Linked DNA regions of Homo sapiens: all the other regions are linked to region 1. Evidence: chromatin loops called from intact Hi-C (ENCODE). Cell type or tissue: gastrocnemius medialis. All regions are shown on one strand. Each heading gives the region's core, and the rest is flanking DNA. Links, peaks and the distances in the headings are about the cores only. Region 1 holds the start of LOC101928046 (a long non-coding RNA gene). Region 2 overlaps SLC8A3 (solute carrier family 8 member A3). Region 3 holds the start of SLC8A3 (solute carrier family 8 member A3).

What was found. Hi-C counts contacts between places; a loop is a spot of excess contacts. Peaks named below come from ENCODE experiments on the same cell type or tissue, not always from the same donor. Only the 100,000 strongest peaks of a DNase experiment are listed, where the experiment ranks them.
Region 2: it touches region 1 in a loop (14-fold over the local background); 7 of 110 quality-filtered maps call a loop at or near these places.
Region 3: a loop joins it to region 1, with 2.7 times the contacts of the local background. A loop is called at or near these places in 2 of 110 quality-filtered maps.

Annotation. Positions count from the first base shown.
Region 1 is chr14:70,254,819-70,261,310 of GRCh38, forward strand. LOC101928046 (a long non-coding RNA gene) reads left to right here and starts at 1. Exons shown (of 7, transcript XR_007064236.1): 1 at 1-524; 2 at 947-1,371. LOC105370552 (a long non-coding RNA gene) reads right to left here and starts at 3,048. Exons shown (of 2, transcript XR_943992.1): 1 at 2,946-3,048; 2 at 1,544-2,015. RefSeq lists a silencer at 19-128. In gastrocnemius medialis, for the core only: a CTCF peak has its summit at 2,890; no DNase peak of the experiment used is centred there.
Region 2 is chr14:70,042,550-70,049,041 of GRCh38, forward strand. It overlaps SLC8A3 (solute carrier family 8 member A3), which reads right to left. Exons shown (of 7, transcript NM_182932.3): 6 at 6,218-6,492; 7 at 1,666-3,774. The coding sequence ends at 3,398. Among named protein-coding and RNA genes, the nearest start is that of SNORD169, 68 kb to the left of the region's middle. In gastrocnemius medialis, for the core only: a CTCF peak has its summit at 3,642 (motif pointing right); a DNase peak (open chromatin) is centred at 3,692.
Region 3 is chr14:70,187,690-70,192,363 of GRCh38, forward strand. SLC8A3 (solute carrier family 8 member A3) reads right to left here and starts at 1,262. Exons shown (of 7, transcript NM_182932.3): 1 at 690-1,262. It also overlaps the pseudogene LOC646548. RefSeq lists silencers at 697-836, 907-1,236. In gastrocnemius medialis, for the core only: no CTCF peak of the experiment used is centred there; DNase peaks (open chromatin) are centred at 252, 702 and 1,362; H3K4me3 peaks cover 2,311 bases; H3K27ac peaks cover 2,304 bases.

The DNA of each region.
Region 1 (6,492 bases), core at 1,938-4,437:
AGCCCACAAGCCCAGGGCAGTGAGGAGCTTAGCACCTGGGCCAGCAGCTGCTGTGCTCGATTTCTCACCGGGCCTTAGCTGCCTCTCCACGAGCAGGGTTTGGGACGGGCAGCTAGCCATGCCTGGCCGCCCGCCGCCCGCCGCCCGCCGCCCGCCGCCCGCCGCCCGCCGCCCGCCGCCCGCCGCCCGCCGCCCGCCGCCCGCCATGCCTGAGCTCCCGCCCCCTGCCCGCCCGCCATGCCTGAGCCCCCACCCCCTCCCCGCCCGCCATGCCTGAGCCCCCACCCCCTCCCCGCCACCCCCAGCCCACTGCTGTGGACTCCTGCGCCGCCCGAGCCTCCTCGACGAGCACCGCCCCCTGCTCCAGGGCGCCCAGTCCCATAGACCGCCCGAAGGCTGAGGACTGCTGGCGCATGGCGCGGGACTGGCAGGCAGCTCCACCTGCGGCCCCTGTGCGGGATCCACTGCGTGAAGCCAGCTGGGCTCCTGAGTATGGTGGGGACTTGAAGTATCTTTATGTCTAGGTAAGGGATTGTAAATACACCAGTCAGCACTCTGTATCTAGCTCAAGTTTTGTAAACACACCAATCAGCACCCTGTGTCTAGCTCAGGGTTTGTGAATGCACCAATGGACACTGCATCTAGCTAATCTAGTGGGGAGGTGGAGAACTTTTGTGTCTAGCTCAGGGATTGTAAAGCACCAATCAGCACCCTGTTAAAACAGACCAATCAGCTCTCTGTAAAATGGACCAATCAGCAGGATGTGGGTGGGACCAGATAAGAGAATAAAAGCAGGCTGCCTGAGCTGGCGGTGGCAATGCTTCCCTGTCTCCTTCTGTACTGTGGAAGCTTTGCTCTTTTACTCTGCAATAAATCTTGCTGCTGCTAACTGTTTGGGTCCACGCTACCTCTATAAGCTGTAACACTCACCATAAAGGTCTTACAGCTTCATTCCTGAAGCCAGTGAGACCACGAACCCAGCAGGAGGAACGAACAACTCCAGACGCGCTGCCTTAAGAGCTGTTAACACTCACCGCAAGGTCTGCAGCTTCACTCCTGAAGCCAGAGAGACCACGAACCCAGCAGGAGGAATGAACAACTCCAGATGCGCCGCCTTAAGAGCTGTAACGCTCACCGCGAAGGTCTGCAGCCTCACTCCTGAGCCAGCGAGACCACGAACCCACCAGAAGGAAGAAACTCCGAACACATCCGAACCTCGGAAGGAAGAAACTCCAAACACATCCAAACATCAGAAGGAACAAACTCTGCACACACCGCCTTTAAGAACTGTAACACTCACCACCAGGGTTCGCGGCTTCATTCTTGAAGTCAGTGAGACCAAGAAGCCACCAATTCCGGACACAATATGAAGTAAGTTTTCCTATGTCTTTTAAAAATATATATTAATATATTTAATAAGAATTTATTACCTTTTCACTACCCTATTTGGTACTATTCTTATTCATTTTACTTTTTATTTTTAAAAACTTTTGCAGTGGTATGATTGTATATGGAAAGGTCAATGAAAAAAATTCACTCTTCCTAATCTGAAATGGCATGTTTATTTTCATTTATTTATTTTTACTGACATGACCATATAAGGGTTAGTGAAAGAAAATGTTCACTACTTAAAGTTTCCTGGCCATTAATTATTTGTTTCATTTCATGATTATTCCTCAAAATAACTTTGTCAGGTAGAGGAAGAAAAGTTAAAACATAATCCGCTCTGTCAAACACACGAGATAGAACACTAAGGCTTGATCCAAAAATATGTGGAGCCTATTTCCAAGGCAGTTCAGTTAACTTTTTCCACTCAGCCATGTGGGTTCCCACCTCACCCTCCTCTCTTCTTGCTGCTCAGTCTTTCCATTGTCCTCCTCACTGCCTCACCCAGCTCCTAAGTGCCGTTTTAATATGATGGATCCCATGATAGTAAAAGTGACTCTGGGGTGAATTCATCAGAAAGGGTTGCACTGGAAACTGAATGAAGGACTCTGCATCACAAACCAGGGGACCTGGAAAGAACAGAAGAGGATGCTTTGTCAGGTGGTCACCTTTCATAGTAGAGTGCTGGGCTCAATTTCCTGTTGGGAGGACTCTGAATGGGTCTGACCTAGATGTTTCCACAAACTTTTCACAAGGGCAGCCCTGTGAGGCGGAAAGAGAAGAGAGAGCCAGGAGGATTATGAGGTGGGAGAAGAAAAGAAAGCTTGAACAAAATGCGCCATAAGAAAAGGAAGTGCCTTTTCAAAAATGCAATGAGACAAATTCCTCTTTTGCGAATGCTTTCTCATCCTGGGGGGTTAAGACGGGGTGATGGGGTGCTATATATCCAAATTGGAGCAAAATGACTCAGAAAAAGTAAGTGTTTCTGGATCAAGGATACTCATGGAAATTCAAAAAAAGAAAGGCAATAAATATGTCAATAAAGTATTCAAAATCACTACAATTTTAGAAATATATAAGTCAAATTGACGAAGATTGAAAATAAACTATCAAGTGTTCACATCATAGATAAGCACCTAAGTGTTTTAATTAGATATATAATAGTATACCCTTTGAGCGGAATTTTATCCAGTAATTTAAAATTTCTATGTTATCAAACATTTCAGGACGTAGAAAATAGATTCAAGTAAAAAAAACTACTAAACATTACGTTATCCCTTATGCTTACCAAAGTGACTGGAAAGATGTATTTTGAAGTAGAAAGAAAATCTCTATCCTCTTCTTTCACTCTCCCTTCTCGCTCTTCCCCCCACCCCCATACATTTCAATCCCAAGGAGGAGCGTCTATGTTTTGTCAACTTCTGGAATACTGTCTGGGCTACCGTTGGCAGTCATTGCGTATTAGAAAGGCATATTGTAACTACCCCTCTTGCTTCCTATCGTCCCCATGTGGTAGGATTGGCAAACTGAATCCAGGCCCACTTGGACTAAACACTTACTGGTTCACTTAATCTCTCCTTTGTGCTCATAATTGGTTAGGCCTCCTATACCCTGTCGTGAGTCAGAGAATGGACGATCCCAAGAAATGGAATTAGGCCTGGGGAGAGGTGGAGACTCTACTAAGTTTCTAGGCAACAGGTGCCTTGGCTACCCCTCAGGTATTTAAGGTCCAAGCTGTCTAAATCACAAAGGGAGGGGAGGACATCTATAAATCCAACCAATTGGCCGGGCACGGTGACTCAAGCCTGTAATTCCAGCACTTAGGGAGGCTGAGGCACGCGGATCACGAGGTCAGTAGATAGAGACCATCCTGGCCAACATGGTGAAACCCCGTCTCTACTAAAAATACAAAAATTAGCTGGGTGTGGCCGTGCGCGCCTGTAGTCCCAGCTACTCGGGAAGCTGAGGCAGGAGGATGGCGTGAACCCGGGAGGCCGAGCTTGTAGTGAGCCGAGATCGTGCCACTGTACTCCAGCCTGGGTGACAGAAAAAGACTGTCAAAAATGATAATAAATATATATATATATAAATAAAATCCAATCAACTGCTTCAAGGTAGGAAATAAAAGTTCAAGCCCTGGAGGCTTTTAGGGTGAGGAGACATTTTCTACTGAATCCTTTTGTAGCTAGACTTTGTTCAAAGGGCAATGAAAAATGATAGTTAAAAAAAAACTTTTTGTTTATCCTGGACCTATTTTTTCTTATTTTGATCCGAGCACCATGGCTTCTTCCACTCAGGTTTTTGCCTTGTATAAAGCTAAACCCTTTCCTGGCTTAGCAGTTGTCATATGGCATAAGCCCATCTGATAGGAGCACTGCATTCCTCCGTCCATAGTATTTTATTAAGAGAAAAACATGCACACAAAGAGAAGATGTTTCCTTGGAACTGTGTACCATGTGAGAAACACCGACACAAACTGCAATGCTAAAGTCTGTAAAATCTGTGCAAGTAAAAATCACCTATAGAGACGCCACTGAGGGCCGGGCAGTGTCTCAAGCCTGTAATCCCAGCACTTTGGGAGGCCGAGGTGGGTGGATCACCTGAGGTCAGGAGTTTATGACCAGCCTGGCAAACATGGAGAAATCCCGTCTCTACTAAAAATACAAAAACTAGCCGGGTGTGGTGGCGCGTGCCTGTAATCCCAGCTGCTCCGGAGGCTGAGGCAAGAAAATCACTTGAATCTGGGAGGCGGAGGTTGCAGTGAGTCGGGATCGTGCCACTGCACTCCAGCCTGGGTGACAGAGCAAGACTGTGTCGCAAAAGAAGAACGAAAAAGAAGCCACTTAAAATAAGAGGTTGAGGACACTTGTGGAATAGGAAGTAGGAATATGAATAGATCAATATATAGTACATAATAAGAGATGTCATAATATTAATACTAATATTGCTAATAGTAAAATAAACATTCTTAAAGTGTATTGGGCTTTGGATACTAAAATTTGATCACTGTCAGAAGACTGGTTACAGGTCAAACTAGTGGTGTTTTTCTGACTTCTCTTGAGTGGAGAAGGCTTTTCTAGGGCACAGGTCAGGTGGCTAATAACAGAGTAGGATGATTGGTGCAGGATCTGCTCAAGTGGAATGCTTAGTTTTGAATGTAAAAAGCAGAAACATCAATGATGTCAGCAAAGGCAAATTCTAGGAAGTATCAAAATATGAAAACTCAGAAAGCTACATTTGTGTTCAACTCTGGTCAATTTTTGGTTTATAATGAAAAAGACAAAGGTCAGACTCTTGAGTACAATCTAGATTCAAGTGGGGGCAAAAACAAGGAAATGGACAAAGTAATAGAGGGTCAAGGTAATTGCTTAGAACAGGAAATGCTAGAGATTCTTCTTAAAGGATCAAAGCCAGATCTATTCCTGGATAGATCAGTGTAGTTTAAAGCTCTGTGAAACAAACACCAGCTCTCTAATGGTCTTTCTAGTGTAGTTGTTTAAAAATAACAGAATAAATGATAAGAAAAAACAAAATTTGGAAAACTGGACTTCCATATTTGGCACTATGGCAGACAACATGTCCAGTTCCTAGCTCACGCAGCAAAATAATTCAAAATTCTACATGAATTTTTTTCACCCTCCCAATATTTTAATTCAATTTTAATATAAAATATTGGGAGGGTGAAAAAAATTATGTGCTATGATAAGGTAAGGGAAATTCTCGAAGACCAAAAATGGAATAAAAGCAGGAACCCAGAAAGGAAAGCGACCCTGAAGTTGGTACCTTCTCTGAGGCATCTGTCCCTCCCTGGTGAAATTGAGCTTATATTTTGATGGCTGCATAAAATGATGGGAACAGTAGGCAATGTCTCAGCTTTGCCAAGGAGGAGATGTTGTTAGGAGAGCCATAGGACAAAAACAGGGTAAATGAAAAGAAAATATAACCTACAGATGAAGATAACAAGGAAAACCACCTTTTACCTTTGATGGTGGGAGAAGAGGAGACAAATTGCCTGTGTTTCCCTACACGTATAAGCTAGACTTTGTGCCATTTAGGGGAATAAATTGATACCACTTATATGGCACCAAAAACTTTGAGCAATATCTATTTTGAAGGGATATTGAGTTGTGATATTTTCAAAGCATGGACGTAAAAACATGCAAACTCTCTCTGGAAAAATACATTTTCAACTTAGGCCTCATAAAATTCCCACGAGTTTTTGAATATTACAAAATACAGAAGGAAACAAAGTCCCATTGATAAGTCAACAATAAAAACAATAGCAGAATGAAACTTACAAATAATTCTGCTGCCCCTATTATCAGATAGAATATTATAAAAATATGTTTTATAATTTCAACAAGAGAGTATTGGAGGTTATTAGTAACAAACAATAACAATGGCTAGACAGTTTTTTTGAAAATCAAATAGAACTTGAATTGTACATATATAATCAATGTGTACATTTAAATAATATATAAATATATATACATTCAATATACATAGAAACAAAAAATGAAAATGTGTAATGGCAGATTATATACAACTAAAAACAAAATTAGTAAACTGACACATAGTTCTTCTTTTTTTCTTGAGACGGAGTCTCACGCTGTCGCCCAGGCTGAAGTGCATTGGCATGATCTCAGCTCACTGCAACCTCTGCCTCTCGGGTTCAAACGATTCTCATGCCTCAGCCTCCCGAGTAGCTGGGATTACAGTTGTGTGCCACCATGCCCAGCTAGTTTTTGTATTTTTAGTAGAGATGGGGTTTCATCATGTTGGCCAGGCTGGTCTCAAACTCCTGACCTCAAGTGATCCACTCGCCTTGGTCTCCCAAAGTGCTGAGATTACAGGTATGAGCCACCATGCCCGGCCCTGACACATAGTTCTAAGGAAATTATACAGTATAGAGAAAAAGCAGGCAAAGAGATAAATAACGCAAGATAGGTGAAAAATCCCTAGACATTAGAGTAAGATCTATCTTACATCTAATCAAAGTTTCAGCACAGAATTGACAAAGGCAATAATCCTAGATATGAAGTCTGAAAGTTTTCCAGATTGATGAGAGACAAGATCCTACAGATTTAAGGTTTCCAAACCCCAAAA
Region 2 (6,492 bases), core at 2,298-4,797, 210 kb before region 1:
TGACCTCTATCCTAGCCATGCTTACTGCTGCCATTCCATGACTGTGCCGTGTCATGCTTTACCCTTGTGCCTTTGAATGTGCTGTTCACTTTTTGTCCATCCTTCAATATGAAGCCCCTCACCAAAGTAAATCATGATTTCATCTTCCTTCAAGATCCTACTTACCTGTTACATTCTCTGTGAAGTCTTTCCCAATTCTTCCAGGCTGAGTTAATGTTTCCTTCCATTGTGTTCCCATGGCATTCTGTTTAGGTCACTCTTAGAGTGTTCAGGGCATAGGACTGCCATTAGCATTTGCACTTTGGTGTCCACATGCATCATAAACCTCTTCCCATCACTTGGCTTTTAGAAGGGGCAATAGTACCTACAATGTGATCATCACCCTCCTCTCCACACCTGGGTTGTTTGTACCAGAAGTGAACATTTGACACAAAGCACCCAGTCCATAGGCACTGTGACTGCCTTCTACAAAGGATTCTGCCTTCTCAGAATGGCCCTCTGGAGATGGAGAGTTGACCATATTCTCTTGATAGAGAATTTGCACTCAGAGGAAAAGAGGGAAGTTCCAGTTCATTGTGGTGATCAAAGCTGTGAGGTCATGATATAGTGTCAGGGCTGGTGACTGTGCTGGGCTATGTGCAAGAAAATAAATCAGAGGAAGCACCTTGGGAGATAAAGGAAGAGGATGGGCCCAATGGGCAGAGGGAAGCAAGGGTGAGAGAGGCCAGGTGGCTTGGGGGAGGTAGGGAATGTGGGCTCAGTTCCTGATGGCTTTCAGGCTCCTACGGCCTGGCTGTGCCTCCTGCCTTGGGTTCCACAAGATCCTGCCACCAGGCCTTCGCAGTATTGCCCCTGTTCTTTGAACAAGTTTAGTGGGCTTCTTGATCACTTGCCCCATGTAGACTGTGAGTTCTTTTGTTTGTTTGTTTGTTTGTTTTGTTTTGTTTTAGAGAGAGTCTTGCTCTGTCGCCTAGGCTGGAGTGCAGTGGCACAATCTTGGCTCACTGCAACCTCTGCCTCCTGGGTTAAGCAATTATTGTGCCTCAGCCTCCTGAGTGACTGGGATTACAGGCATGTGCCACCATGCCTGGCTAACTTTTAAAAATTTTAGTAGAGCTGTTAGCCAGGCTTGTCTTGAACTCCTGGCCTCAAGCGATCCACCCACCTCAGCCTCCCAAAGTGCTGGGATTATAGGCATGAGCCACCATGCCCAGCCTAGACTGTGAGTTTCTTGAGGTCAGGAACTATGTCTTGCTCTTCTTTGTATCACCAGAGTGTCATTCAATATATTCAACATGCTCCTAAATTTTTTGTTGAATGAATGATGAGTAAATGAATGAGTGAAGACATGTCTGTTGGTAATAGGTGCAGGGCACTGTTTTCCTAGCTGGAGTCTGTCACGGCCAATGCCTTTCTGATACAGAAACCTCCTTCCTCCATAATTACCACAGCTTTTACTACTACTTACATCTTCCAACTTCGCAAAGTCCAGGTTTTGACAAGTGGCATTTTCCTGAAGTATTTTTGCTTAGAATATACTGGGTCTGACACATTGGCACCTGAGTGTGAGAGGAGGTGACACCTTCACCTGAGTCACGTCTCCTCACAAGAAGCCCACAGTGGCCCCCTGGACCTTTCACTGAAGAAACACAGGTAGAAGCAAGCTGTATGTAGAGAGATATAGTATAGCTTTTATTTTTTTTTTGAACCAACCCAACATTTCCACTGGCAACTGTCAACATAGCTTATGACATGAGCACTGTTTCTTTTTTAATTATTTTTTTCTTAAAAAATGTGTTTAAAATTAACAGGTGTTTTTTAATTTCTTCCCCCCCCCCCTTAGAAAATGTATTTATGTCAATGCAGAAAGCCTAAAGATCCGTGGGCAGTTTCGTGATGACATCTTATGTCTGTTTATTTGTGTGTTTGTGTGCGTGTTTTAAAGCCAGGTCCTTCCCACATTCGTTGAGAAAAGGTCTGTAGGGCACGGAGATCTCTTTCTCCAAAAACCCAGGCTCCAAGGGATTATGACAACTAAGATTCCTCTTACTGGAGCAAGAACTACCCCATAGGCTGGAAAAATAGCTTCATGAAGTTTAAGAACAAGCAGGAACATGGGAGAAATGAGGAATTCCAGTTCCTATCTTGTAAAAATGCTTTCATATGTGACCTGAGGGACCAGGAGAGGTGAAGGGAGCCCCTGGTTCTCTTATAAAATCTCTAAGTTTTTACACCACTTCAAGAAATATAGTCAGCCCTCTTTGTATAGAGCATTAGGAAGCAAGAGCGTGGTGAAGCTGACATTTCTCAGGCACATTGACATTTAAAATACAAACTTTTCTCTTAAAGATCTCACTGGTTGGACATCTCTTCTCTCCTGCCTCAGGTACAAAGCCAAAGATAATCAAGAAGGCCTGTATCCCTTTTGTTCTTCCAGTAGCCCTTTGTCGTCACACACCATTCCTATTTTTGTCCCATCTCTTCTATTTGGCGGGTCTTCCTGCAGAAGGATACACAAGTGGACACTGACACAACAAGACACACAGAATTGGAAAGGCTTGGGCAAAGAGGGACAATTGCTTTTTGTATCTGACTTGATTCAACATAAGCATAAAAAGCTCCTCCTGCTCCAGTTGAAGCTCCTGTAAGATCTTTAGTACCCTGCGTGGGTGAGTGAGCTTATTTCTACCCCAACACCATCACTCCTCCCAAGAACTCAGAGAAAACAGTGAGATGGGGAACTGGATCTTGATGGAGCCAAGAGGTGGCAGGAGAGCATGTGTCTAAAAATTCATGTTTCTCTCTGTTGGCTCGGACCTGGAATTCCTTTGTGGCACCTTTTTCACTCACTTCAGAAAAAAAAGACAAAACAAAATAATAAGCAAAACCTAATGGCAAAACGAAAGCAACCACAATAATGATTACAATGAAAAAAGAACCCCACCCCAGCCACATGAATGTGACTCATTTTCACGTCTTGTCAGCTGAGTGAGATAATAGGGACATATGGAATTGGGCAGAGAGGAGAAACCCTGCTTCCAAAGAAATGAGAGGCAAAGGAATAATCAAAAGATGGAATAGAAGGAGGCGAAAGGCTCTGACCTTTGCTTTGGGTCAGGGATATGAGGGGGAGATGGGGTGGAGGTGGATTTGTTGCTGTTGCTTGTTTGTATTCAATTAAATACTGTGTAAAGTCGGTGATTCCTCCATTGTTTGATTGATTAAGACTTTGCCCTTTCAGTTAATTGCCAGGGCCTAAGTTGGGTGAAGTTCCTGGGGCTTAGGTCCTGATGCTGCCTCTCCAGGGCAGTGCAGTCGGGAGAGATCACTGGTGGGGAAGTGCCCTTCTCTTAGGAGAAGTCCTAGGCCTGCCCTGCTGGAGGCTCTGTTGTGTGGCTTAGAACCCCTTGATGTAGCAATAGGCCTCTAGTGTGGCAAAGAGTATGTAGAGGAGCCACAGGCTCACAAAGAGCCATGTTGTGGCGAGCTTGCAGCCACGGGGGCCACCAAGCTCCCCTCCCAGGTGCGGCCGCCTTCGGTACAAGAGCACGCTGATGCAGACAAATGCAAAGATGGTGAAGAGGGTGACGGAGAAGGCCAGTGTGCCGGCCGACACGTGGAACTCCTGTCCCTGCAGAGCCCAGTAGATGGCGGCCACGGACCAGGCCAGGCCGATGCCCAGGAAGACATTGACGGCGTTGCTGCCCGTCACGTTGCCAATGGAGGCGTCTGCATATACATCCTGGAGGGCAGCAGCTTTGCTGGCAAACGTATCTGGAAAAGGACAAAGACACATGGGAACTGGTAGGAGGCTAAGGTGTGCAGGGCTTGTCTTCCAGTATGCCCAAAAAGCAGCTTGAGCTGGTGGGCTGAACCCAGGAATGAGAGACAAGGGCTAGGGGGCCACTCCTAACTCCTAGTTCTGCCGCAAGCAAGCCGTGTGGCCCTGGGTAGGTCACATCCCTAGTCTGGGCTTCCCATTCCTCATCTGCAGTGATCTGAAAGATTCTGAAGGGCTTTCCAGTTCTGATATTTACTGAGTGGGCTTATTGTTCTCCTTTGACTACTTTTTCAGTAAGGGAAGTTTGCCATCCCATAATATCTCCCCAGGGAACCTTGACACCCTGGGAAGCTGCTTGGAGTAGATGCCTGATTTTAACTGTCATATGGGGCATTTATTCACGAACCACCAACAGTTATTGAGCAATGCCTACTGATTGAGCACTGGGTGAGGTGCTGGATTTTGGGGACAGAGGACATGTTGGGGAACCATGATGGGGACATGCAGGGTGAACTGTGGACTCAAGGAAGACGGGGCTCTGTCTTTGTGGTTTATATATGTATCACAGGGCCTTGCAGGGTGTTTGACTTTAGATCTTGGCACAGATTGTAGATACAGGGAGGACTGTCAGAGACATCTAGCCCAATTCTTTTATTTTACAGGTAAGAAAAATAAGGGTCAAAGAATTTACCCAAGGTCACATAGGATGTTAGCAAGAGACTTGACCCTAAAGTCCTCATGTAAGGACCCTTTCCATACCTTCAACTATATCCAAAGAGCTTCAGCCAAAGCCACTAAATCAGATGAGTGGATCACAGGGTAACCTTCTTAAAGCCTCAAATGTTGTTAGCTGTTGTCTTGGCCAATTGCAAGGACTTGGAGATGCCCAAAGGTATCTGCCTGGCTTACCTCATTATTGCCATTTTTTTTAGATCTCCCAGAGAAAACCTCTTACCCTTTCTTGCCTATGGCCTTGTTTTTTTGTTTGTTTGTTTGTTTTTGTTTCTGTTGTTATTGTTGTTTTTTGCTTCTGATCCTCTGATATTTCTTCCCACCTCTATGCTTTCCCCCATATTTCCTCCCTCCCCTCTGATAGTTCAGGTCCCCCAAGGCTTGGAGAACAGAGATCACAGGGCATCTCATCCACAGGCCTTCCTGGGATCATCCATCTAATTTCCAACCTTCTGATGCATTTCCACGATAGCTAAATCTCTTGCATCACTAATGGACAAATAATACCGCTGGCCTGCGCTGGGGTTTTGGAAAGAGGTTTTCCTAGAATTTGATGTGAATTCAGCTACTCTCTTGAAGGATATGTTTGCTTGGTACAGGAAAGATTTCCCTTGGCCCAGCCAGAAAAGTCCTGTCTGATGAGATTCAGCCTAACTTCCCTGCAGGAGGATGTGCTCTGTTTCTTTCTGGGGCAACTGGGATGCCAGCTCCCTGGCAGAAGTTCAGAGTTCAGAGGCCCCAAAGCCCCTAACTGAATTAAGTAAAGAACCTGGGCTAGTGCAGCCCCTGTCTACCTGCTAACTCCTACATTCAGGCCCAACTTCCTTCCGTATGCAGTACCTTTTCTTTTTCTTCCTAGGATTTAACAAGATAACTTTAATTACAGTAGTTGAGAGTTGCCTCCTTCAGTAGATTATAAACTCCACGTGGAGAAGGAAGCATGTGTATCTTGCCTTTCACTATAGTCCCAAAAACTAGCACAATACTGTAACAGGCATAATAGGTGCTCAGTAAATATTTGTTCAATGAGTAAAGGAATGTCCGCTCCTTTCTGTTTGTCTCTGAGTGTTCCTAAGAAAAAGAAAGAGTATGTAATTCATCCTATAAAAAGATAAAAGCTGTGGAACTTCCTTTGGCTGTCCTGCTAGGAGATACTTTGTACTCACAGTGTCCTTCCAAGTAGAGGAGGCCAAGAATGTATGTGGGCATTTCTCCTTTGATATCTTTGAGCTGGCTAATCTTTAACCTCTCAGAGATCGCCAGAGGTAAATAGAAGGAGAACAATATCTACATTCTTTTAATTTCACTGTTTGTGGTCTACTCACATAATGTGGAGGTTAAGAAATTGGACCACTTACTTGGGCATGTAGCTTAACCTCTGTGGGCCTCAGTTTCTTTGTCTGTGAAGTGGGGATAATAACTTACCCTATTTAATAGGGCTTTGGGAAACATTACAGGGGGAAAATGTAAATGTGTAAATTGCTGAACACACATGGTGTCTGTCACATTGAAAGTGCTCAAGAAATATTAGCTGTCATTACTAATGTCATTATTCATCTCTTTGATTGACTTTTGTGCACTTTAAGGGCAGAGGCTCTGTTAAGTTCAGATCTGAGATGGTGTGGAAGATAATGAGATGGAGTCCAGGGGTCATTTGAACCAGGTAAAATCCTCTTTGCAAATTCAAGCACCTCTCACTCTCACCTGGGACAGAGGTGCCAAATGCCACGAAAACAACAGCTGTGACTGAATCTTTGAGACCAATGGTGCAGCCGAAGTGCGAGGCCAGGTCCCCAATGATGGCGGTGAGCATGCCAATGATGAGGATGGAGACGGCGAAGCAGGCCCAGCCGTGGCAGTACTCTGTGGGGGGCACACAGGCAAACAGCACCTTCCAGAAGACAGTCAGGAAGTGCATGACGTAGTCAAAGCAGGAGGGCAGCCTCTCCTCCCCGGATTCATCCTCATCCTCATCCCCT
Region 3 (4,674 bases), core at 76-2,575, 69 kb before region 1:
TCGATTCTCTCCACCGAGTCCCGGATCACGCAGACCACCAGGGGCTGGAGAGTGCAGCACTGGAGAAACCCTCCTTCTCCCTCGCCCCCTTGGCCCCAGCGGTGGGTGCTCTGGGGCTGCAGCTCCCGACCCGCGGCGGTGGAGTCCCGAGATTGGGGTGAGCGCGTGCGTGCGTATGTGCACGCGGGCGCGCGCCGAGTGGATAACGCGCTTCCCTGCTAGCCCCCAAACCCGGCGGACACTCACAGCACCAGAAGCACAACACGCCCTGGCCCAGGTGGCACACATATGCCGACATGCATCCAGCACACACAACACAGCAGTCAGTCTCCCCAAACAGCACCCGCTACCAACCCAGCATGCTCACGATCCAACTGTACCCACCTGCCCAGGCATCTCTCTCTGCCCCTCCCCACCCGGCGGCACCCTCCTGTAGACACCCACTCTGCCAGATCTGCCCCCCCAACACTGCATACACAATGTACACTTTCCGGGGCACCCTCACCCCACTTCTCCTGGCACTAAATCCACAGGAAGGCGGTTCATATGAATGATCTTGAGAAATAACTTAACCCCGTTACTCACAATCAGGGATCCTCTTAGGGGCATCCCAAGCCCCCCAACCTCTACCTCCCATGTCTCGGCTGCCCGCTAAGGGGGAAGGGCAGGAGGCTCACCCCATTACTCACCGTTTCCTCTCGGCCTCCCGAGCGGAGTGGGCAAGGGAGGGGGGTGAGGAAGGTACGCGATGCCCCCGCCGCCCGGCGCCTCACCGGTCGCAGCGGCTCATCGCCCCCGCGGGCTGCCCGCCGGCCGCAGCCGCGTCCGGGGCATGTCAGTCCGCCGCCGCCGCCCTCCCGCCGGGGTTCGTGGGCTCGCAGCTGTCAGGGAGCTGCGGGGCAGCGCATCTGGAGCGCGGGGTCTGGGAGGGAGGGTGTCTGGGGCCAGGGCGAGGGGCCCCGGGAGGGGTCCTTCCGCACGGATTTCAGAAAGAGGGAAACCCCGACCCAGAGCGGTGACTGGAATCTACGCCCGGGAGAGGCCCGGAGTCCCGGCCGCGGGCGGCGGGGGATTCCTGCAGGAAGGGGCAGGAAGGCAAGCAGCCCGGCGCGCCCTGGCGGCTCCGAGGGACCTGGGCTCGGGCTTGCGGTCGCGTCGCCTGGGCTTTCCCTGGGCTGGGAGCGCGCCGGGTCTCCGCCTTGCACGCTGTCACCGCGGGAGACGTCTCGGCCTCGCCGCGCGCAGAGGGGACGCGCGGAGAGGCTGGTTTCTGGGCGAGCGGAGAGCTTTGCCCATTAAGCTGCCGGAAGAAGCCAAATCAAAAAGCCAATCTCCAAGCCTCCAAACGGAACGTCACCCTATCAGCTGGGAGACAGCGCCGCACTGACTGACAAGCCGCGCATATTTATCCTCGCGCGCGGAGGGGAGACTCTCAGAACGCTCCTCGACCAGCAGCGAGGAAGTCGAGCCCGCATCCCGCATCCCGCATCCCGCATCCAGAGCCCCCGAGGGACGAATTCAGATCCAACCCCTGCCCCGCGGCCACCCACCCTAGTCGTTGGAGCCTGGCGCCCGCGCCTCCCGGCCGGCAGCACGTCAAAACGGCGGCGCGTCCTGACCTGGATTCCGCCGAGTTGGGAGCTCCAGGCAGCAGGCGGGCGCGCGGCACCGGCTTTCCCCTTGTCCTCAGGAGACGCTGCCTGCAATTCCGAAATTAAGTCTCCACCAAACACATCTGTGGTTTTTAAATATAGCAGGGAACTATTACCCAGGCAGGGTCCACCCAGGCCTAGGGGAGGAGTTGAGGGGGATGGAGATTGGCAGCGGAGGGAAAAGAAAACTCCTTTTTTCCCCCTCTTTTTTTCTTCTCTTCTTGGTGCAGAACCCAGCCTGTCATTTTCTCAACCCAAGTCAAACAACAGTTTGTGAGAGACGCTTGGGTGAGCTCTGGTATGTTGGCTTTTCGGGTTTCTAAAGCTAAAAATAAGAGGGGGCTGCCTCCCAAATTGCTGCTTACTCTGGGCCTGGAGGCTGGAAGAGAGCTGGTCCTTTGATGCAGCAGCGGGACTAGGGCTTGGGGCTTGGCTCAGGCGAAGTGTACACACGTAGCCTTAAATCAGATGCCTGTAATTTCTGCTATATTTGTCAGGCTTGGTCCTAGAGGCATGCGGGGTGGGCAAGCCACTCCTAAGAATGGGGTTTCAAGCCCTCAGCTTATCGGTGGCATTAGGCAGATCTAAAATGAGCCTGGTGGCTGGCCTTCTGTAGCGACACCAGTGCAGAAAAGTCAGAATGTAAGGGCAGGAAGTTGTTCTCTTTCAGGCCTCTCTGCTGCCTGAGGCTAAGTGTGAGGGGCCAACAAATGATAATAATACTTACCAAATAGCAGCACCTTTTAAGGGCCAGGAGTGGTGCTAGTGAATTTGATTGTATTACCTCATGCCATCCTACTAAAACTCTGTGAGCTAGGTACAATTACCAACTCCATTTTTTTGTTGAGGAAATTGAGCCTTAGGTTAAATAACCATCCCAAGGCCACGTGCAGCAGAGCCAAGGATTGAAATAAAATGCAACCAACCGGAGTTGTGCTGAGACGTCAACAGTGTGTGTGACTCCTGAGATCCCTGGCTCCTTTGCCCGGCTGCTCTGGAGCAAGGCTTGGTTCAAACAGATTAAGGGGGTGTAGAGACTAGGGAATCTCTAAGCCTGAGATGGCAGGAGGTCTTTGCTGGTCCTTTGACTCAGTGTTCCGTTAGCAAGCTGTGTGGTGGTTTCTGGCCTGAGTCCGGAGTCAGAATCCTGGATGTGCTCAGTAGGAGCAGTAGGAGTGCTTTCAGACCCCTGAACCTTTATGGGTCTTGAATTTCATTTAAAGTTAGGGCTGGGACTGACTTTGAAAGGTTTCAATAGCTTCTAAAGTTGTGGGATCTCAGGATATGTCAGTTACTGGGACTTACCTTGTGTCTGCTCCCGTGGAGAGTCACAATGCTGAGTCTACACATTGAGAGTCTACAGTAGAGACAAAGAGATGGCTAATGGGCACCTAAATTGATAGAGTTTTTAGGTAGGGCAATTTTGAAAGATACATCAAATTCCTTAAAAACGTGAATGCCTGTGACCCAGTAATTTTACTGGAAGAAATTTATTCTATGGCAATCATTAAGGATATGCTCAAATATTTAGTTACAAGGATATTCATGGTAGTGTTTTTAAGAGTGAAAAATTGGAAACATCTTAATTTTCCAACACAACAAATTGGTGAAGTAAACATGTTTTGTTGACATAATGCTGTATTCTACCACTGTAAAAATACAGATGCAGCATTCTGTGTACTGGTGTGGAAAGGTTTTTATAATATATCGTAGACAGAGAGAAAAAAAACCCCAGAACACAGTGTAACACAGCATGTGCGGGGGTGGCGGGGTGGGGATGAATGCCCTGGCAGCATAAAAACCCCAAAATGGTAGTGGTTATCTCTTGGTGGTGGGATTTCTGGTGATTTTGTTTCTCTTTGTATCAATCAACTTTATTGAGGTGTAATTTACATACAACAACTCACCTTTTTTCTGATCTATGCTTTATGAAGGCATCAAAAGCAAGGTCTAGTGCACAGGCTAAATGACTATCTCAGTAGTGAGGAACATGAATCTGCAAAACTATCCCAGTAGTGAGGAACATGAATAATATTTCAAGATACCTGCAAAAACTAACTGATGATATTAAAATATCTGACATTTCTAATGGAGATAAAGTTACAGGTATCCAAACATCACTACTACTACTAAAAACTCACCTGTTTTAAGTGTATAGTTTGAAGAGTTTTTATACAAGTACATACATGTAGAGCAACAACCTCAGTCAAGACATAGAACATTTTCATCTCCCCCAGAAGTCCTCTCAGGCCCCTTTATACTCATCCGCTCTTCCCACAGGCAACTATTGATCTGCTTTCTGTCACTGTGGCTTAGTTTTGCTTGTGCCAGAATTTTATTTGTTTGCTTGTTAATATCTATTGATATATTTTCAGTGAACATTACCTATTCACTAAAACTGAACCAGCAACAACAACAGAATTGGTCATGTCATTTTTTTAGAACTACCAAACAAAACAGACAGGAACCTTGTCTTCCTCTTGTCACCTGTGACAGGGCAATGCTGCGGGGAGGAAGGCAAGAGGTGCCAAAGCATGTTCAACCAACGCTGTCGGCAGAGCTGACTTGCGTAGGTTCCTCTGAGTTCTAGGTAGACTGAAATAGCAAAGCCCAGCTCTGCATTCTGAGCCTCAGTGTCCTCACCAGTAAAATGGGAATAATAATAATTATTATTATTAATAATAATAATAATTATTATTATTATTATTAATTATTATTATTAATAATAATAATACCCACCTCGTGAGGTTGTTGTGAAGCTTCAGTGAGATTACAGTTTCTGGTACAGACCAATCCCCAAATATATATCAATTCTCCTTCTCCCCTACTTTTGTTCTCCCCCAACCCTGCTTCTCTCCCATCTTAAGTTCTACAGCCAACCTTCACGTGGCCTATGAAGTCTCAGACTGCTTTCAACTCTGGACATTCTCACTTCTTTTTTTCTCCCCACTACATGCATACAGGGTTGGAAAACATTAAATGTAATGACACCGTACTTGCATTTCTGCCATTGTTACTTATA